Regions from separate parts of the Homo sapiens genome. Here region 2 is linked to region 1. A link is an interaction called in ENCODE POLR2A ChIA-PET data of the cell type or tissue named here. Cell type or tissue: OCI-LY7. All regions are shown on one strand. Links, peaks and the distances in the headings refer to the core of each region. The heading gives the core; the rest is flanking DNA.

Region 1 (11,481 bases), core at 3,445-8,444:
CTTGCTTCAGGCCACACAGGATTTGGGTAGCAAAGCAAGGAAAGCAGCCTCTCTGACCTAGTGGCCTGAGTGTTTCCTTTCCCAGGCTGGCTGCGGCAACCACTTTGAGAAATGGCATTGGCATTGGCATGTGTGTGGCATGTGTGCTGACCTAGTTAGGAGTTGAGGCTTCATTTCTAATTCTGTCCCTTTCGTTTTGAGCTGTGTGACCTTGGGCATGTCACCTAACTTCTCTGTATATGTCTTCTTATCCAGGAAGGAGAGATTAATAATGTAGCCTCATAGCACTTATCTGATTCTCCTAAGGATGTTATGAGAATCAAATGAGATTATGTACAACGAGAGCAAACATTTATTCAATACTTAGTATGTACCAAATACTTTCAGTTTCCTTACATGTGTTTTTTAATTCTCACAATCCTAAAACAGAGGCACTAGTATCCCACTTGACAGTTAAAAAAACTGAAGTTCAGAGAAATTAAGTCAGACAGGACTCAGATCCACATCTGTGGCTCCCAAATGATGTTCCTAACCACTATGCATGTCACTCGCTCCCCATTGTACACGAAAGTAGAGAGATGTTCTTTGTCTTTACCATCAAGCACTCTCCAAATGCAAGAAATGATCTCTCGTAACCACTGCTGTTCCATGTTGGTCCCTAAGGACACTTATAGCCTGTTACTTGTTTGTCTTATCTTGTAGTTTATGCTGCTGCTTTTCATGTCCCTAAGGACTTGTTCAGTGAATTCTTTTGGTTTTACTCCCAGAGAATCTGTTCATCTCCTTCATAAAGGGGGTTAAAGGTGCCCAGCTGAGCCTGGCATCTTGGGCAGTGGCCTCTGACTTCTCCAGGGTTCTTCCTTCCCTCAAGCATGTAGTTGGGTAGCTTGTAGTAAAATGCTCTATAATGCATTTGTTTATAAGTTCCCCAGTCACTGATTTTTACTCATTGAATCTCAGAAGTGGAAAGCACCAAAGCCAGCATTTTGTTGATAGGGAAACTGAGGTCCAGAGAGGGATGTGACTTGCTTGAGGTCATTCATTCAGTTGAAGGCCTGACCAAGACTGGAACCCAGTTTCCCAGGGGACACACCAGTGCTGTTTCCAAGCCTTCCCCGGGGGCACACATCACCTCCCCTACATGAAGGACAAACTCATGTACTGTGCCCAGCATGTACCTAGGAGACCTGGGAGAAATGAAACAACTTGGAAAATTGGGCAGGAAGAAAGAGATGGGTGTGGGGTGGGGTGAAGATCTCCACCCTAACTAGTATATTATATACCAAAGAAAGGAATTAAACACACAGGAAAGCAGACAACCCACTAAGAAGCAAAGGAATTTACCCAGGAACCCTGGCTCAGTGAGTGGATAGGAAGCCTTTTGTCACTAAAGCTGCAGGGTTGAAAATTGAAGGAAGGATATTAGGCAAGCGTGGTGGCCTGGGATGCAGTTACAGCCCCCTGGCTCATTGTCCAAAGGAAATGGATCTCTCCTGTGGACAGAGAGGTGGAAACTGAGTGAGTGAGTTGTGTGGTTGACATCATCAGGCTGAGCATTGGATTACAACAAATGGGGACTTACTTGGCCCGAGACATGGGAAACACCCACTAAAACCTCAAAGTGCTTTTCATTTAGGAGACACGGGGAAGAGACAGAGAGGAGGGTAAAGTGAGAATCCTGCCCGCACCACAGGTCTGGACTGCTAACCTTGAATCCTGGTTTCTTAAATTCTGCCTCCGCTTCTGACTGAGGACCACTGGATTTTGAGGAAACTTTGGTCTTGTAAGTAGAACTTTACTCTCCTCCCCTGCCCAACACCCCCAGGGAGAAGCAGAGCTTGGAGGCAGAGCTCTCTGGAGAGCTTGCTTTCCAGCCTGTTGGCCACAAAATGTCTATTTTTATATAATGATATATGTGAGCTTGCTCTGAAAATTATGGCCTTGTCTGAAACTGCCTAAGGCTAGTCGGAGCCTCCAGTCTCACAAATGGGCTCCATTCAGATGCTGTTTCATTTTTACTCAAAGAACTTTGACAGAGTATTCAGAGCTTTAAAAGCAGCTCCTTGCTCCAAATATAGGTGAAGAAATAAATCTTCCCTAAGAAATTCGTGTTTGTAAAACCCTTTCTTTTTTTCTGATTACAAAGGTGGTATAATAATTTTTAAACATTCTAGAAAGAAAAGTCTCCGAAAGTAGTGAAAATTCCCTATTATCTTCCCCCTCAGGAACATGGTTGTTGTGTTAAATTTCAGTTACAGATATGGTCAGACTCCATGAATTTACCACATATAAACCCAGTGCTGCAGCAGCTGTGTGGAAAACTCCAAGATGGAAAGGGGTTGGAAATCTTTAACCTTGGGTTTGCGATCTTTTTATTGCTTCCTTTTAAAAATTTGCTGTTTATGCCTGGAATATAAACAGGACATGTAAGCCTTTAGGCATTTTATTTGTTGGTATCTGTTTTCAGGGTTTGAAACTAAGCAAGCTACTCTGTAGAGAGGGAAAGAGGGGGCCCTTGCTGTACCCAGGTCCCTTACTTGGTGGGTCCCTGAACTGAGGAGGATTCCTAGGTGGCTTGAGATGGCTTGCAGTGTGCTAACAGGGGAGGTGTCCCCTCTTAGCAGGTTAAGTATATTTGAAAAGTTACAGCTAACGGGAAGATTTCAGCTTCAACAAAAAGCTACCATATATTAGAAGGGTCACCCAAGGAAACTGTCACCTTGGGCAAGTGTTTCACACTCTCTGGGTCTTGTTTCTTTATTTGTACCTAATGAGGGGACAAAACTAGATGATCTCTGTATTTCCAAATTCAGTATGAAATGAACTGTCCATATTTCTTTTCCCTTTGTATTGGGCCCTTATGGCTTTAGGAGCAAAGGACCCTAGGTTTTCAGTTTCCCAGAGTAGCTAAAAACGGGTGCCTGTAGGACAGTTAAAAGAAGACATAAAACAGGCAACATTAAGTTACTTCTGAGTTTTTATGGGTCTTTTTCAGATTAGGTGTTCTTGAAGAAAGAGAAAGAAAAAGTCTCAGTGGTAACTGTATGTGCACACGCATACACTAGCACATACACTTGGGGAGAGAGGAAAGAAGGAATTGGCATTATTGAGTATCTCTTAAGCACTAGGCCCTATGTTATGCTCAACCCTTTACAGAGCACTAGATGGTCAGTATTATTCCCTAACCCCATTGACTGAGGACAACCATCTACTTATATGTTTTCATATTATCCTGAACTAAACTGTATTTACATAATTACTGGCATAACTTCAATTCCCCATGTCTCCACTAGACCATCTGCACCTTCTCTGCGTGTCTGTCTAGCCCATCACTATGCCCCACTGCCTAGTAGAAAGCCTGGCACATAGGTACAAAGGAGACACAACTTAATTTAAACTTAAAGCCCGCCATCCTAGTTCCTCATTTGGCAAGAAAGAGGGAGAAGAAGGGGGAAAATCCCTCTATTTGCCCCTCTTTCATCATTTAACATAGAGCCACCCTCTCCTGCCACAAGGGAAGGATAGCCACAGCCAGAGTGCAAAAAAAAAAAAAAAAAAGCAAAAGACGTCAGATCTTGAATTTTGAGTTTCCAAGGTGCCGGGTCTTGACAAATTAAGGTTTTTGCTTTGTTTTGTTTTGTTTTTGTTTGTTTGTTTTGTTTTCTTTAAGGGCATCAGAGACCCTAATCCTCAGGAAGTTGTGGTATTTAGAAACTATTTGTTTGAATTAAGGTCCTAGTTAATAAGAGGGTTCTCAAAGGCCCTTGGCACTTCTTTTTTTTTTTTTTTGAGACGGAGTCTCACTCTGTCTCCCAGGCTGGAGTGCAATGGTGCAGTCTTGGCTCACTGCAGCTTCCACCTCCCGTTTTTGTTCAAGGGATTCTCCTGCCTCAGCCCCTCGAATAGCTGGGATTACAGGCGCCTGCCACCACGCCCAGCTAATTTTTGTATTTTTAGTAGAGATGGGGTCTCTTGGCACTTCTAAAGCTGCAGTCTTCCCCAGCATTTCATCCCATGAAGGTGGACTGTTGCTGCCATGGACCCACCCATGGGCATGGGCAGTGGGAAGGCCAGGGCATCCTCTGCTTCATCCCAGCCCCGCTGGGATCTTGAGATTTGGGGTAATCAAAAAAGGCATCCTTTTTCCTAAGGTGGTGGTGAGGAGGTGATGTTCTGGAAGGAAGGTACCTAGACTTTGTGGTCCCTGCCAGGAAGTGGAGAGTGGAAATGTGGAATGCCTCACACTCCTCAACTAGGTAGGCCTTCATGTACCAGATGAGGGTGGCTTTCAGTTCTTGTTTTGTGTGTCAAAGTTGCTCCTGTTATCAGTGTGTGTTTGCTGATCTCTCCCACCTCAGTCACTCCCGGCAGTGAGTTTAGGGCATCTTGGGAGTGGAGGTAGGTTGTGGAAAAGATGTGTCCAGAGATCTCATTTGGCTTTGGTATCTTCCTGAAATAAATGTCACACACAGGGCTGGGCATCTTGCATATGCTGACTTCTCTTAATCTTCACAGCAATGATGTGAGGCAGAGATCATCTCCATTTTACACCTAAGAAAGGCACAGAGAGGTGCAGTGGATTGCCCAGAGTCTCACAGCTGGCAGGGGCTAGAGCTTGAGTTCCCAATGAGAACTGGTTGTCCCCGAAGCCCTTGAATATTTCACCATACTGCAGTGCCTTTTTCATATCACCTCCCTGGATCTCAGTTGCTCCATCTGTTAAATGATGACAAGTGAACTCTAGTCAGAAGTCAGAGTGGTGTTTTGTTTTTAATTTGAATGCCTTTAGGCAGGTGTGTTCTCCAGTTCATTACCATTTGCGCATTCCCCTGTGCCCTCTAGTCTCCTGCCTGGCCCCTGGCCCCTGTGGGAATTTGCAGCCCTGCATCTGGTTGGTGTCTACCGTTTCTTTCGATTTAGACAATCTAGAGGGCAGTGAGAAATTGGAAAGGGGTAGCAGGTAAGAGCTCTCGAGTTCAGTGAGAAATTGGAAAGGAATAGCAGGTAAGAGCTCTAGAGTTCAGTGACAAATTGGAAAGAGATAGCAGGTGAGAGCTCTTGAGTTCAGTGAGAAATTGGAAAGGGACAGCAGGTGAGAGCTCTCGAGTTCAGTGAGAAATTGGAAGGGGATAGCAGGTAAGAGCTCTGCTTTCACCGCCTCCTAGCTGGGAGATCCTGGACTGATCACCTCACTTTATAGAACCTACTTCTCTTTCTGTCAAGTGGGGGGTCACAGTCATACTGACCTCAAAGGGGTGCCATGCGGATGAAATGAGATAGGGCTCATAAAGCACTTAGTTAGTACAAAAATACATGCTTAGGATTAGCTGCTCTCAATTTCCAGAAAGAGAATGTCAGCCAATGTACACAGGCATCTGCCCCCTCAGACATAGGATGGCATTTGCATGAGGAACCAGAAGTTATCTTTGAACTCATCATTTTGAAACCCCTGTGATGAACCCTGGAGCTGCCATGTTGGCTCTTCAAACCAAGCCTCAGCATTATTTCCTGTCACCCAGTCAAGTGATGCTGAACCTCAAATCAGCCAGCCAGTGCTGAGGCCAAAAGCAGAAGTGGGTGCTATTCTCTTGGGACCAGAGGACCCTAGCCCAGCCACTTAAGGAAGAAGCTGGTAACAGGTGCTGGCTGTGACAGACAAGAAGCTGAACTGGCCCAATTAACTCTGCCAAATGCTTTCACGAGGGGCCAGAAGCAATTCCTAAGTGGAGACTGAGGTGGAAAATCTAAAGTTCTGGGAAACAGGTTATTAATCATGACCCTAGGCTGAGCTCACTACCTCCTGGAAATCCTTCAGAAATGTCTTAGGAAAACTTGGAGTACTGCTCCTTCAAAGAGTGGTTTCTTTGGAAGTTGCCGTGGGCTCCTATGCTGACTGATTATGAATTGCAGATTAGAACACATAATGTATCCGCTCTTACTGGAGGAAGCTGCATTTCCAAAAAGAAGTCTCTTTAATGTTTCAAGAAATTACAGGCTTTAGCTTGACTCTTCAGAACTGAATAATGGCCCTTCATGGCACCGAAGAAAGTATTTGGTGTATTCTTACTATGTCCCAGGAACCTAGGTCAGTTACTGTTTTAGTACTTTATCAGTGTAGTCTTTAACATTCCATAAATGTACATTGAGGACCTGTTAGTACTAAGCACTGAACTAGAGGACCAGGGTAAAGACACTGCCTCTGGTCTTGTGGAATTCTCTGTGCAACAAGGGAAGATAGACAGAGGAGTGAATAATTTTAATGGCACGTGAAAAGTACTGCAAAAGAAATATGCACAAGTGCTACAAAACACCAGACACTGGATCAGCATATTGTGGAGGTCCTGATCTTGCGCTGGGTTGATTCCTTCTGCTCTCTCCCTACAATTCCTGGCTCTGGGAGCTTTGCCAGCATTTGCATTAGGGAGCAACTGAGAGCTGCCCCTGCTGAAGCACTCATTTCTGGCACCTTCCTATCCCCCGTGGCTTCAGAGGGGTGGAAAGAACACTTCCTTACAAAATGTATGGGCCCCACCTGAGAGGGCCCTGAATCTGAAGTCCAAAGTTGTAGTAAGGAAACAGAGGGACGGGTGACTTTTGTAGTCTAAAATCACCACTGATTTTCCGTTGGTTTGTTTTTATAACATTTATTGTGGATTTTTTTTTTCTGATTGCAAAATTAGAATATGTTCAAGGGAAGAAAAGCTAGATAGTACAGAAAAACACACTTAAAATAAATCATCACTCAGTGATTTCACTTCTCTGTTTTTGAATAAGGGCCTGTCTCCCAATCCCCCCACCCACATACCGCTGTATTTCAAGTTTAGCTCTAATTTTAATTTCTCCCTGGGCAAAGTCTCATGTTTGTTTGCATATCTCAAAGGTGCTTGTGTTGTGGGCTCCAATCACTACTATCTGCAATTGGTTAGAGCCTGCGGCCATCATTTATACTTTCCTGGACGTGTGTGTAGATTCATCTACTGCTAAGAACCCTTTATGTGTTAGGCATTATGCAAGGTGCGGTGGGGAATGTCGAGGTAAATAAGACTTTGAGGTTGCTCATGGCCGGATAGGAAAAAAAGACTCAGATAACATGAACACATTGTGAAAATGTGCCCCAAGATGGGGACAGAGTCCTGTAGAAAGCCTAAGAGATTGGAGGAGCAGTAGCATTTGAGCTGAGCCTTCAATAAATTTTTCATGTATTTAGCCAATATTTGTTGAGAACCTAATATCCGCCAGGCACTGGGCAAGGTGATAGGTGGATGATGTTAAATATAACAGGCATGGCCTTTACCTGCATGAAGTTTACAAGCACAAATGGTGGCGTTAAGAAGTCAATAAGCAGGGGGAGTGAAAGAGGAGAGTGTGGCTGGGGTCTTCCTTGAAAAGGTGGTATTCAAACTGAGAAGAGGGCTGGGCGCGGTGGCTCATGCCTGTAATCCCAACACTTTGGGAGGCCAAGGCGAGTGGATCACCTGAGGTCAGTATTTCAAGATCAGCCTGGCCAACATGGTGAAACCCCGTCTGTACTAAAAAAATACAAAAATTAGCCGGGCGCGGTGGCACGCACCTGCAGTCCCAGCTACTTGGGAGGCTGAGGCGGAAGAATTGCTTAAACTTGGGAGGCAGAGGTTGCAGTGAGCTGAGATTGTGCCATTGCACTCCAGCCTGGGTGACAGAGTGAGACTTTCAAAAAAAAAAAAAGAAATGGAGTCACTTATACCAAGAGTAAAGGAGGGAGAGGGAGTAAAGAAGGGTGCTGGATTATTCCTTCCTTTGCTCATTATTGATTCTAAAAATCTCACTTATTTTCTGTATTCAGTTTCCTTTCTATTGGAGAATATTCTTGGGGTCTGTGAATGGTAAACTTGCCCAGTCTTTGTTTGAAAATATCTTTTGCCCTCACACTTGATATGTTAGCTAGATATAGAATTTTTTGCATAGCATGTGTAATGAATGTGAAAGTTATACATGCCTCTTTAAAAGTTTTCAATCAAAACAGAAATAGATAATGTACAAAGTGAAAGTCTTTCATTTCTTTTCTCACAATTTCTCAAAAGAGAATAATTTTTTTCAAAAGAGAGAAGTTTCCCAGGGGGAACCATTGGTTACAGTTTGCCCTTTTCTATATATACTGAAAATTGTTTAAAGTGTAAAGTATGTATACTTTTTAAAAATGTGCACGTACACAAATGCTGTACTTTTTTTTTTTCTAAACATAAATAATCATGTTCACATTTGAGCAGGACACAGTAGTTCACACCTGTAATCTCAACTAGTCAGGTGGCTGAGAGTGGATGATTGCTTGAGGCCAGGAGTTTGAGGCTACATTGAGCTATGATTGCACCAGTACACTCCAGCCTGGGGACAGAGTGAGACCTGGTCTCTTAAAATTAAAAAGAAAATGTAAAGTTCTTTTTTTAATTAAAAAATGATAATATATGCAATTTTACAATATGCTTTTTAACAATCAAGCATGTACTTTTTTCCACATCAGTACAATGAAATCTCCTTCATTCTTTGAAGTTGCTGTATAGTTTCTCATGATATTGATACACCATAATTTAACTATTTTTCTATTAATAGACATTTAAGTTGTTTTCGCCCCTTGGTTTTGCTACTATACAGTATTTCACTGAGTATCTTTTTACTTAGGTAAATATATCTGTAGTATAAATTCCTGGACATTTCAGGAATGTGACGTGTCTAGGAATTTGACCCCAAAGGATATGTATGCACATTTAACAAGTTAATAGATATTGTCAACTTGTCTTCCCAAAAGATTGTTTCAATTTATAATCCCAGAGTATGTCTGGCTCTAATTTTTGTTTTTCTTCTGGTTCCTTAGAATTCCCGTACTGATTAGTCAACAGTGGAAAATCTGAAGAGATGCAAGCAGGAAAAAGAAATTAAACCAGGTAGGTAGTGGCACTGTTCATACTCTACTGCCAGAGCAGCACACGTTTTTGCCTGAATATCTTTATTTCTGGTTGAAGGAAGAAAATACGTAAGTTCCAAACTAAATTAGTGGGAGATTTTGACCTTATGAAGAAAAGGCAGGATGGCTCTTTTCAGAAGTTATATACATAACAGCATGCTACAATTTCACAGTCAAGATTCTGTTTTCAGGCGTTTTTTTTTTAATAGCATCAGAAAGAAAATTTACCTTTGGTGGCTTAAGAGGGGATGGGTTTCCCGGCCATGTACTTAAGCTTAAGCAGGTGGAATCATACACAGGAGTTATTAGCAACATTGGGCCTGGTGCCAGCTTTCCTCTCCACCAAGTGTTTGCTGTAAAGCTGTTTTCACAAAGACCAGGGCACATTATGGGAATTTTCATTTTAATGCTGTAATAGAGGAGCAAAAGCCAGCAAAACCCAACCCAAAGAAATGGGTTCGGCCCAGTAGTCTGGTGAGAAGGGATGAAGATGCAGTCCCTCCAGCTGAGAACAAATTGCCATTCAAAGAGCACAAGTGGCCCACCTGGCAGTATGGCCACCTTGGGTCCAGTGTCCATAGTTTATGATATCTAAATGTTTCTGGCATAAGTTAATAATTTTAAACTCAGGGTAACATAATAATCGACTTTTTACCTAAAGCAGCAGTATTTATCAACAAATCTGGTGAATTTCTTTGAATTGTCAAGTTGGAAGTACTGGGTCCACAGAGATCTTTTCACCCACCAGGCATCCATCAGCATCCATGGATGTGGTTGTTAAGGTATCAGAATTGAAGGCTATTCTAGATTGGCCTACACCCACCTGGACCTTCTCCATAGCTGGAATTTTCACAAAGAGGCTAAAGAGCCTGGGGATGAGCGCATCGCTCTGAAGAGCTTGCCGAATCCACTGTGCATCTGTCCATAAGCTAAGGATGGTGTGAGGACTGAAAGCTGCATGGGAGAGAGAAGGTCTTGTGATTTTCTCTCTCTTCAGCACTGTAGGGGGCACATTGCAGCTGTGTCTGGTGCAGCTCAGTTTAGACTCCTGCCTCAGCCAGGAAAAGTTTTTTTCATTTTTACATTAATTTAGCAGGTATTTATGGAGCATCTTCTATAAATTGGACACCAGATAACAAAGCAAAAGTGGCACAGTCCTTGCCCTCAGGAAGCTTGTGGGTCTGGCTGACAGTAGACTAGTAGCAGTAGTCTGCGGTAGGTCCAGAGGGCTAGTGGGCAGAGGGTGCTGCGGCTTGAAAGGTATGCAGGAGATGACTTGGAGAAGAGTGGGCGGGGACAGGCTGGGGGCTTGCGGAGCAGCACAGCGAAGGCCTGGAGGCTTGGGGGGTGCAGCACTCCATGGAAATTCCATGGGCCAAACACAGTGCAGAGGGGGTTCCCTGGCTGGAGTTGAGTCTGGAGGTGTCCATGAATGAATCTGAACTTTATCCTGATGGCTCTGAATGGAAAGTCGCTGGAGGGCTTTAAGCAGGGGAGAGTTGTGAGTCAGGCTTAGGAAGGAGACTGTCTAGCTTCAGTTTGGGTAAGGGACTGAGAGAGTTCTAAGGGACTGAGAGAGTTCCGCACTCTGCCTGGCCCACTCTCATCACCTCTCTTCTTAGCGCCTGTGCTCCTCCTTCCCTTGGAACTTCAAGAAGGCAAAGGACAGAGCCCGAAGTCTGAGATAAGATAGACTCCTTGGGGAGAAAAGAGGAAGTGGTGCTGGGTGGGTGGGTGGGGGCACCCAGTGTAAAGCAGAGTGTACAGGTTGCCTTGGACAAGTCACTTCACACCTATGAGCTTCAGCTTCCTTATCTATTAAATGAAGATAATAAGTATTACTCTTCTTTTCTCTCATCTCATGAGATATCATCATGATATCTTAAAATATCATGGATATTTTACATGCCCAGCTAGGGCTTCCAGAGAAATCTCTCTGTTTCGTTTGCCATGTAAGGATTTGTTGAAATCCTCAAGCGCACATTAAGTGCATCCTGTCGCTGCAGCTTATCGCCTGGGATGAGAGCAGTGAAGAAGCCCTAGCCTCAGGATCAGTCTCACAGCTCCCTCTCCCTGCAGCCAAGAAGGACCGGTCTACAGAGGGGAGGGAGCAAACACTGACCGAAGGCCAGGTGTGTGCTTGGCACCACCCACAGACAAAAGAGTGCTTGGGCAGAGCTGCTAGAACTATTATTTAAGCCATGTGCCAGATGTGATAAGCACTTACATCCTTCTCAGCCTCATTTAGTTTGATCTTATGAAGTACATATATATTATCTCCATTTGATAGATGAGGAAACCGAGACTCAAAGAGGTGGAACTGCTTGCTGGTAGTGACACAATTGGGAAGAAGGAGAAGGGCCGGAGTCTGGAGTTCGTGCTCTCTGACTTCTGTGGGTAGCATCTGCCATTCTGCTGGTGCTCCTTCAGACCTTTCAGACAGTGCAGAGGACACAGAGGAATCAAGGGACAGCTGTTCTCTTACAAACCTTGAAAATCCTGTACAGAGCCCTCAGATAACCAAAACGTGGTCCAGAACTGAA
Region 2 (11,481 bases), core at 3,336-8,335, 140 kb before region 1:
CTCAGGGAGTGGTGTATGCTTTGAGGGACGATTCAGAGGCAATAATGAGGCAAGACAGAAGTGCGCTCGAGGCTGAGGACTGAGCAGCAAGTGGGAGGAGGCAGCGGGAACTCTGTGCATGGGGGCAAGACGAGGGCTGGCATTTTCCAACCTTCGTGCACAGGCCACCTTGACCTCTCCATGCCCAAGGACCGCTGTAACTTCCATTACTTATTTTTCATTAAATCAGTTCAACATGATTCCCCTTAAACTTCAGGTCACTGACATAAATAGGAAACCAGCATCATTTGCCGTAAATAAGAGGTGACTGCAAAATTAGTGAAAAGAAAACAATGTTTTTCAGCTGCAGCCAGGTGGAATCGCCCCAGGGAAAGCTCTGCTCTTGTTTTCGTATTAAAAAGGAAAACTGACAAATATTACAGAGATGTTACGGGCATACACGTACCCAATGGAGACTTTCTCCTTAAAGCTTTCAGAAAAGGCCTGTAAAGGACAGACTTTGGGGACAATATCACTTAATACCTTCCAGTATGTTTCTAAAACTTCCCCCAGTTCCACTGGAAGCCCTCATCCACTTCTGGAAGCTCACTCACTAGGACAGCTGGCCCGCACACAAGTGGTGGGGACCTCAAATACTGGACAGAGGAGTATGGAATTTCTTCCGGGGAAAAGGAAGCCACTAGAGGTTTCTGTTTGTTTTTTGAGAGGGGTTCTCGCTCTGTCACCCAGGCTGGAGTGCAATGGCGCGATCTTGGCTCGCTGCAATCTCTATCTCCCAGGTTCTAGCAAGTCTCCTGCCTCAGCCTCCCAAGTAGCTGAGATTACAGGAGCATGCAACCACACCCAGATAATTTTTGTATTTTTAGTAGAGATGGGGTTTCGCCATGTTGGCCAGGCTGGTTTCCAACCCCTGACCTCAAGTGATCCACCCGCCTTGGCCTCCCAATATGCTAGGATTACAGGCATGAGCCGCCACGCCCGGCCCACTGGAGGTTTGAGAGCAGTGAAGGTTGTAGGCAGATCTGTATATATGTATATAAAGATACATATATTTATATATATTATATATTATATATTTATATATTTTATATTATATATTTTTATATTATATATATTTTATATTATATATTTTATATATATTTTTATATATCTATATATTATATATTTTATATATATTTTTATATATTTATATATTATATATTTTATGTATATTTTATATATTTATATATTATATATTTATATATATTTATATATTATATATTTGTATATTATATATTTGATATATTATATATGTTTATATATTATATGTTTATATATTATATATGTTTATATATTATATGTTTATATATTATATATGTTTATATATTATATGTTTATATATTATATATTTATATATTATATGTTTATATATTATATATTTATATATTATATGTTTATATATTATATATTTATATATTATATGTTTATATATTATATATTTATATATTATATGTTTATATATTATATATTTATATATTATATGTTTATATATTATATATTTATATATTATGTTTATATATTATATATTTATATATTATATATGTTTATATATTATATATTTATATATTATATATGTTTATATATTATATATTTATATATTATATATGTTTATATATTATATATTTATATATGTTTATGTATTATATATATTATATATGTATGTATGTTTACATACATATATACATATGTGCGTATGTAAACATACTTATATACATATGTGTGTATGTATGTTTATATACTTATACATATGTATATATATATATTTATACATATATGTGTGTGTGTATATATATATATTTTTTTTTTTTTGAGACAGGGTCTCCCTCTGTCACCCAGGCTGGAGTGCAGTGGCGCAATCACAGCCCACTGCAACCTCTGCCCCCTGGGCTCAAGTGATCCTCCTACCTCAGCTTCCTGAATAGCTGGGACCACAGGCACCAACAACTATTTTTTTGTATTTTTAGTAGAGACGGGGTCTTGCCATGCTGTCCAGGCTTGTCTTGAACTCCTGAGCTCAAGCAGTCCACCCGCCTCGGCCTCACAAAGTGTTGGAATTACAGGTGTGAGCCACTGCACCTGGCCAGATCTGTATCTTTAAAACAACACCCTGGCTGCTTTGTGGCAGACGAAGAGGTGCAACTGTAAGCTGGGAGACCAATGAAGACACAAGTGCACTGGATCAGGTGAGAGGTAGTGATGTCTACAACAAGATGGTGGCAGTGGAGTAGAGAAAAGCACCAATCCAAGAGACTTTCATTCATTCATTCATTCATTCGTTCATTCAACAAATATTTAGTGAGTGTCTATCTGTTGAACATTTTTCTGAGTCTGAGAGGTAGGCAGGGGTGAGACCAGAGGTAGCCTTCTAGGCCACGAGAAAGATTCTGGATTTTCTTGTTGGTATAGTAGGAAGCTCTTCATTTTTGAATAGAGAAGTGATATGATCTGCTTGATGTTCTTAAAAGGCCACTCTCTGCTGTATAGATAATGGACTATGTGGAAAAACAGTGGAAGCAGAGACGCCCACAGGTGGCCTGGGCAGTGGTCCAGGTGAAAGATGATGGCAGCATGGACTAGGGTTGTGGAGTGGGCAGAATTTTTTAAATGCCCCCCAAGACGCCTGCCTTTGGTGCATACACACCTTCTTTCAGTTATCCAATTAGACATGAATCTAGGTGTTCCTGTGAAGAGATTTTGCAGATGTAATTTAAGTCCCAAACCAGCTGACTTTTTGATAGAGAGATATTCTTTGGTGGGCCTGGCCTAATCAGGTGAGGCCATAAAGGGAGCTGAACTCTTTCTATGAAATTAGAAACATGAGAATTAGAAACGTGAGAAATTAGAAATGTGATTCCACATAAGGGAGAGTCTCTGTTGCTGGCTTTGAAGACAAGGGGGCCACTTGGCAAGGGATGCAAGTGGCCTCTAGAAACTGAGAGACCCCTGGCTGACAACCAGCAAGAAAATGGTGACAGGGTGACAGTCCAACGACCATGAGGAACTGAATGCAGGCAACAACATGAATGAGCTTGGATCCTTTCCTAGAGCCCTCAGGTAGGTACACAGCCCAGTCGTTTAAGAACCCGAGCAGGAGACCCAATCACACCACATCTGGACTGCTGGACTATAGACCTGTGAGATCACAAATGGGCAGCGTTTTCTTTTCTTTTCTTTGGAAACAGAGTTTCGCTCTTTTTGCCCAGGCTGGAGTGCAATGATGTGATCTTGGTTCACTGCAACCTCCACCTCCCAGGTTCAAGTGATTCTCCTGCCTCAGCCTCCCAAGTAGCTGGGATTACAGGCATGCACCACCACGCCCAGCTAATTTTGTATTTTTAATGGAGATGGGGTTTCACCGTGTTGGCCAGGCTGGTCTCGAACTCTTGACCTCAGGTAATCTGCCCACCTCGGACTCCCAAAGTGCTGGGATTACAGGCGTGAGCCACTGTGCCCAGCTGACAAATGGGCAGTGTTTTAAGCATCTGCATTTGTGGCAATTTGTTATGCAGCAATAGAAAATGAATACAGGTGGTGGTGGTGAGAGGCGGTCAGAGTGGAGTGTTCTGGAAGTAGAACAGCCAAGAACTTACTAAGGTATGTGAAGGAAAGTAACTGTGGCCAGGTGGTGCTGTCTGTTGACAGAGGAAGACTGGAGGAGCTGCAAATTTGGGTTAGAAAATAAGAGCTTGGTTTTGGATGTGCTGTTTGAGATCCCAATTAAACATCCAGGGACTTGTTGGATATATGAGTCTAGAGCTTGGGGAAAAGTTGGGGCTAGAGATAAAGAGTCTAAGTCATAAGCATAGATGAGAAGTTTAATAATCAACTGGGCTGAGCATGGTGCTCACTCCTGTAATCCCAGAGCTTTGGGAGGCGAAAAAGGGAGAATCCCTTGAGGCCAGGAGTTCGAGACCAGCATCGGCAACACAGCAAAACCCCCGTCTCTACAAAAAATTAAAAAAAAAAAAAAAGGTAGGTGTGCTGGCACATGCCTGTAGTCCCAGCTCCTCTGGAGGCTGAGGCAGGAGAATTGTTTAAGCCCAAAAGTTTGAGGTTGCAGTGAGCCATGATCAAACCACTGCACTTTAGCCTAGATGATAGAGCAAGACCCTGTCTCTATTGAAGAAAAAAAAGTCAATAGGAAGATTGCTCAGCAATAAAAAGAAGAGAACTACTGATACAAACAACATGGGCCCAGTCGTGGTGGCTCTATTCCTAGCACTTCGGGAGGCGGAGGAGGGGGTGGATCATTTGAGGTCAAGAGGTCAAGACCAGCCTGGCCAACATGGTGAAACCCCATCTCTATTAAAAACACAAAAATAAGCTGGGTGTGGTGGCACATGCCTGTAATCCCAGCTACTCAGGAGGCTGAAGCAGAAGAATTGCTTGAACCCTGGAGGCGGAGGTTGCAGTGAGCTAAGATCGAGCCACCGCACTCCAGGCTAGGCGACAGAGGGAGACTTAGTCTCAAAAAAGAAAAAAAAGAAAACCATGGAACTCAAACTCATAACACTAGGTGAAAGAAGCCAGGCTCAGAAGACTACATACTATATGATTCCATCTCTGTGATGTTCTGGAGAAGGCAAAACCATAGACACAGGTATGTGGCTGCCAGGGGCAAGGGCTGGGGTAGGGGTTTGAATACCAAGGGACACAGGGGAGGGGGTTTGGAGTGATGGGAATGCTCTGAGAAAATCTTGATTGTGATGGTGGTGACATGACTGCATACATGTGCCAAAACGTGCAAAAGCATACACTAAAAAGGGCAAATCTTAGTCTATGGAAATTATACCTTAATTTGGCCAGGTGCGGTGGCACACGCCTGTAATCCTAGCACTTTGGGAGGCCAAGGCAGGCGGATCACCTGAGGTCAGGAGTTTGAGACCAGCCTAGCCAATATGGCAAAAGCCCATCTCTACTAAAAATACAAAAATTAGCTGGGCATGGTGGCGCACACCTGTAATCCCAGCTATTCGGGAAGCTGAGGAAGGAGAATCGCTTGAACCCGGGAGGTGGAGAGGTTGCAGTAAGCCGAGATGGCACCACTACACTTCAGCCTGTGCAACAGGAGTGAGACTCCATCTCAAAAAAAAAAAGAAAGAAAATTATACCTTAATTTAACAAATGAAAGAAATGAAAAGCCAATAGTTGCTTGGGCTCATTGAAGAGTGAAGAGAGGAAACAGAAAATAGGTGAGGACTTCACTCTAGGTTGCACCACCATGGAGGTTGGAGAGAGGGAAAGGGAAAGCTGCAAAGAACAAGTGAGGTGAATAGAGGCCGGGCATGGTGGCTCACGCCCGTAATCCCAGCACTTTGGAAGGCTGAGGTGGGAGGATTGCTTGGAGCAATCCTCAGGTCCCTAGGAGTTCAAGACCCACCAGGGCAACTTAGTGAGACCCCCCGATCTCTGCAAATATAAAAAAACTTAACCAGGCGTGGTGGTGTGTGCCTGTAGCCCCAGCTACTTGGGAGGCTGAGGCAGGAAGATTGCTTGAATCCAGGAGTTCGAGGCTGCAGTGACCGTGACCGTAATTGTGTCACTGCACTCCAGCCTGGGAAACAGAGTGAGACCCTGTTGTAAAAAATAAAAACAAAAAAGATGAATATAGTTGGTGAACGAAAGGGATTCAAGCAAATTTGTTGCAGACCTACTAGGTGCTAAGTGTGCTGACATACTGGTCTTACCCACTCACCTTACTGAGATTGTTGGGGAGGTGAAATGGACTAGCCCTGCTATACGGATGAGAGGAAAGTGGTTTGCCCTGGGTCCACACACAGCATAATAGTGGTGAAGTGAGAATATCCATGCTGGTGTGTCCTGCACACTCTTCCCTTTGTATCAAATGAGTGGAAGAATGAATGAGTGAATATCACTGCAGGTGCTGAGGTTTCACTAGCAGATTCCAGCCAAGGATCTGAGAACGTGATATTTTTAGCGAAGTTGGGGCCATAAAACTTGTTCCATTTCCCAACTTGTGCAACGCCCAGCCCCTCCCCCTGTGGCTCTGAGATTGCTCCCCGGCCTTGGGAAGGGCTCCCCAGGCTTATCTAGGGGGGAGAGTGAAACTGTAAAAGCCTTTATGGCTTTGAGATCACGTCTGCAAGGGGCAGCGATTGTCGTTATAAACTTGAGCTGGCCCTGCAAGGGAGGGCAATAGCCTGGGCTGAGAGGAGTCAGGGGAGAGTTGAGCAATGCCAAGGGAGCGGCCGTGCTGAGCCGAGCATTCTGGGGCCTGTGGTCAGGGACCATCATTCATTTACCTCATTTCATCCTCACATAAAACCCTGTGAGTTTTTTTCTTTTTGAGACAGATCTTGCTTTGTCACCCAGGTTGGGGTGCAGTGGCTCAATCATGGCCCATGGCAACCTCGATCCCCTGGGCTCAAGTGATCCTCCTGCCTCACCCTCCTAAGTAGCTGAGACAACAGACACATGCCACCATGCTTGGCAAATTTTTAAATTTTTTGGAGACTTAGGGTCTCACTATGTTGCCCAGGCTGATCTCAAACTCCTGGGTTCAACTTGTCCCCCCACTTCAGCTTGCAAAGTGCTGGGACTGCAGGTGTGAGCCACTGCGTCTAGCCTTATTGCAATGTTTTTAAACATTCTATGACATGCCCTTTTTCACATTATGGTATCTCTGAAATCAGGATGCGTCTTTAAATCAATGGCGTCCCACAATTGCTAAGGGTTTGATCAGGTGGTAGCCCTGACCTAGTTGGTTCTGGTCATTATTTCCAGTGGCCTAACTGGACAACTGCACCCCCTTTGTATTTCATCAAAAATGACTTAAGGACCATTTGAGGAAGGGACCAGAGTCCTGCTTGTTTCCCAAAACCTTCCATTAACACCTTCTGATAAGATCAAGAAAGCACCTGGGGCAAAACCTGCAGAATAGGAGGAAGTGGGTTGGGAGGAAATCCAGGAGACAATAGTGGAGTGTTTTTTCAAGAAATGCTGCATGGGCCGGGTATGGTGGCTCACGCCTGTAATCCCAGTACTTTGGGAGGCCAAGGCGGGTGGATCACGAGGTCAGGAGATTGAGACCATCCTGGCTAACACGGTGAAACCTCATCTCTACTAAAAATACAAAAAATTATCCGAGCATGGTGGCAGGCGCCTGTAGTCCCAGCTACTCGGGAGGCTGAGGCAGGAGAATGGTGTGAACCCCGGAGGCAGAGCTTGCAGTGAGCCGAGATCCCACCACTGCACTCCAGCCTGGGAAACAGAGTGAGACTCCGTCTCAAAAAAAAAAAAAGAAAAAAAAAAAAGAAGAAATGCTGTAGGAACAAAGCATTAATGGGATGGAAGTTGATATTGCATGGAAAAATATGGACAATGAAGATTCTGGGCAGAAAAGTGACCTCAGTGGGCTGGATGCTGACTGTGAGATTTTGAAACTCCTTACCTAATCTATCTTACCCAGATTTTCCTTTTTATGTGTGCACAAGGGTGATATATGATTTTTTATTTTCTTGAGACAGAATCTTGCCCTGTCGCCCAGGCTGGAGTGTAATAGTGTGATCTCAGCTCACTGCAACCTCCACCTTCCCGGTTCAAGCAATTCTTCTGCCTCAGCCTCCCGAGTAGCTGGAACTACAAGCGCGCACCACCACACCTGGCTAATTTTTGTATTTTTAATGAAGATGGGGTTTCACCATGTTGACCAGGCTGGTCTCGAACTCTTGACCTGAAGTGATCTGCCCACCTCGGCCTCCCAAAGTGCTGGAATTACAGGTATGAGCCACCATGCCTGGCAATTTTTTTTTTTTAGATGGAGTTCCACTCTGTCGCCCAGGCTGGAGTGCAGTGGCAAGATCTTGGCTCACTGCAGCCTCCACCTCCCAGGTTCCAGCGATTCTCCTGCCTCAGCCTCCCGAGTAGCTGGGATAAAAGGTGCCCGCCACCACACCCGGCTAAGTTTTGTATTTTCAGTAGAGATGGGTTTTCACCATGTTGGCCAGGCTGGTCTCAAACTCCTGACCTCCTCCCGCCTCGGTCTCCAAAAGTGCTGGGAGTTTTACAGGTGTAAGCTGCAGTGCCCTGCCAATATATAATTTTAAAAACTATGTCTAAGTCTCAAAGAGCCTTTTAATAAATAGAAAATAAAAATTCTAAGTGATAAGGAGGCATTGTCACAATTAATTGGCAGTGTCTTTTCTAAGTGGTACATAAAATGCTAGTGCTGCTTACAGCAGAAGCATCTCCAGTCAGGTTATCTCATTTCACAGATGAGAAAACTGAGGACACAGAGGCCACAGGGCAAATCAGTGATGGTGCCAGGGCTCTCTCTGACAACAGATACTGTGCTCTTCCTGACACCTGAGGATGACTTGGATGTGGATTAGCCCCCTGGCTCTTCCTCCCTCAAAGGTCTTGGTCCCAGCCAGACAACTCCAACTCTGCCATCCCAAGGGCCTCTGGGAGGCAGTAAGTTCTCCTATTGTTCAAAACTCAGGCCAGCATGGTGGCTCACACCTGTAATCCCAGCATTCTGGGAGGCCGAGGTGAGCAAATCACCTGAGGTCAGGAGTTCAAGACCAGCCTGGCCAACATGATGATACCCTGTCTCTACTAAAAATGTAAAAATTACCCAGGCATGGGGTGGTGGGCACCTGTAATCCCAGCTACTCCGGAGGCTAAGGCAGGAGGATCACTTGAACCGGAGGCTAAGGCAGAGGTTGCAGTGAGCCAAGATCACGCCACTGCACTACAGCCTGGGAGACAGAGCAAGACTCCATCTCAAGAAAAAAAAACCAAAAAACTCTAGCTGAGGAGGGTTAGCCGGAAGCCTTCTTCCCAATGTACCAACCACCCCTACTTCCCACTGCTCACCTCAGCAACCCCAGTCTGGCCAAGTCCATCCCAACCCATGCTGCCACACGCCCTTCATGCTCTTCCTAGGACATTTAATCACCTGGTCTTGGGCCAGGCAGACTGGACTCTCCCTTCATTTTACAGACAAGGAAACTGAGACACAGAGAGGCTGCTGGACTGTTGCAGGCAAGTCAGGGAAGGGCACGGTCTGGAACCCAGGGCTCAAAATGCAGTGTTCTTTCCAACTTCACAGATTTCTTAGATCCAGAAGAGGCAGGCTGGCAAGGGACAGCAAGGGACTCAGAGTGAGTCAAAAGAAAGGACTTCCAGATCAGAAGGATTGGTAAGACCTGAACATGTAATTGTGGGATGATGCCAAAGGTCTTCACCTGACTCTTGTCAACACTAACAGGTTCCGGGACAGCTGCACTCTAGGGGGCCAGTAGAGGCACCATCTTGCTCAAAGAATGGGGCCAAACTACACCAGGCATCTCTACCATCCCCATCAGATCCTACCTCTCTCTGCTTAAAACCCTCCAATGGCTTCCCATCATTCTTGGAACAATTTTAAATTCTTCACCAGGGCCCCAAGGTCCTACAGAACCTGGTTCCTGATCACGCCTATGAGATCATCTCCCCATGGTCACTCCATTCCAGCCCCCTTGGGCTCCTCCCTGTTCCTCAACACACTAAAGCTGTTCCCATTTCACAGCCTTTACCCTAATGTTCCCTTTATCTGGAACATTCTGTCCTCAGCTCTTCTCATGGCCACTTCCTTCTAAACATTCAGGTCCCTACTCAAACGTTGCCTCTTGGAGAGGCCTTCCCTGATCACTTGGCTAAATACACGAGGCTTTGCAGGATATACAGTCCCTGCTGCAACTACTTAAGTCTGCTCTTACAGCGTAAAACAGCCATAAGCAATATGTAAGTGAATGGGTGTGGCTGAGTTCAATGAACTTTATTTACAAAAGTAGGCAGTAGGCTGGATTTGGCCTATGAATGTAGTTTGCTTACTCCAGCTCTAACTAATTGTCTTGTTTGATTGTCTTCCTCTATCCTTCCCTCTCTAGACTGTTAACTCCATAAGAGCAGAGACTCTAGTCTCATTCAATGCTGCTGTGGTAGCCAGCCTCCAAGATGTCCCCCAGTGATCCCCATTTCCTGGTATTCCCACCATTATTTACTCCCCTCCCAAACTGAGTAGCGTTGTCTGTGTAATCACTAGGATATTGTGAAAAAGATGGAGTGTGACTTTTGAGGCTAGATGATAAGAGGCATTGTGGATTTCATCTTGCCACCTTGAATCCCTTGCTCTGGGGATGCCAGCAGCCATGCTGTAAGGACACTCAAGCAATCCTATGGCAAGGTCCACATGGGAGGAATTGAGGCCTCCTGCCAACTGCCAGCCATGCAAGTGAGCCAAATTGAAAGTGGATTCTCAAGCCCCAGTCAAGCTTTCAGGGGATCACTGTCCCAGCTGGTATTTTGACTACAACCTCATGAGAGATCTAAGCCAGAACCATCCAGCCAAGCCATTTCTGAAGTCCTACCACACAGAAACTATGATATAATACATGTTTGTTGTTTTAAAATTAAGGTAATTAGTAATTAGTTATGCAGACATAGATGACTCACATAGTTGCCTAGCACAGTGTCTGGTCACAGAATAAATAGGCTAATTAATATTGGTTAATAAATAAGTGCTTAATAAATATAGAAGGACACATTATAAAAATAAATGTTTGGGGCCGCTGCGGTGAGTGCATTCTCACTCAATAGGCGCCAACTAAACTTTTATTAAAATAAAATAAATGTTTGAAAGACAAATGTATTATAGTTTTTATATAAATAAATGTAAAAATATACATTAAATAATATAGAAGGGCACAATTAAAATTTTCCTAATCCACTGATAGTCCTTGGACAAGATGCCTATATAAGAATTCTTTCAACCTTGAGATCCTAAGATTCGGAGATTCTCAGTTTCTGTGTATAATTAATGCTAAGTCTAGGATTATATAATTCTGAGACTTTAGGCTTCTGTTTCACCAAGTCCATGGCTCTAAAAGCTTGTGATTCTAACATCTTATGATTCATTTATCAACATATATCTTGGCTGAACAACTCTTCTCTGCCAGGCACAGTGCTGGGTGCTAGGGATTCAGTAGAGAAAAGATGATCCCGATATCTGCCCTCCTGTGGCTCATGAGTGGATGGGGACACAGGCAAACACACGGGCACACATGATGTAGTGATCTCTGTCACATGGTAAGCACAGCAGCTGGGGTGGGGACTGTGGTAAATGAAGGAACACCAACCCAGATATTCAGGAGGGATGTGAGCAGAAACTGTCCTCAGAGCAAACAGGAAGAGAGAGGACTTCAACCAGAGAAGGAGGTGGTGTTGTAGACTGTGTTCCAGGTAGCGGGAACAGCCAGTGCAAAGGTCCAGGGGTCAGGGGAGAGAGCCAGCATCCAGCACATCTGGTGAAGCAAAACAAGTTCTGTATGGGTTGGTATAGAGTTGGGGGTGGGGGGCGGTAGAAGGCAGAGTGGCCAGACTGTGGCCAGATGACTGAGAACCTAGTAAACCATGTCAAGGAGTTTGAACTTTATCCTG

The links. ChIA-PET counts read pairs that join two places held together with the same protein. Peaks named below come from ENCODE experiments on the same cell type or tissue, not always from the same donor. Only the 100,000 strongest peaks of a DNase experiment are listed, where the experiment ranks them.
Region 2: POLR2A ChIA-PET joins it to region 1 with 24 read pairs; 3 of 35 experiments call an interaction of 5 or more read pairs at or near these places.

Annotation. Positions count from the first base shown.
Region 1 is chr20:44,580,949-44,592,429 of GRCh38, forward strand. PKIG (cAMP-dependent protein kinase inhibitor gamma) reads left to right here and starts at 1,631. Exons shown (of 4, transcript NM_001281445.2): 1 at 1,631-1,783; 2 at 8,849-8,918. In OCI-LY7, for the core only: CTCF peaks have their summits at 3,529 and 5,032; DNase peaks (open chromatin) are centred at 4,283, 4,823, 5,563, 6,863 and 1 weaker place; H3K4me3 peaks cover 4,358 bases; H3K27ac peaks cover 4,895 bases.
Region 2 is chr20:44,436,713-44,448,193 of GRCh38, forward strand. No RefSeq gene overlaps it. Among named protein-coding and RNA genes, the nearest start is that of LINC01430, 8.1 kb to the right of the region's middle. In OCI-LY7, for the core only: no CTCF peak of the experiment used is centred there; no DNase peak of the experiment used is centred there.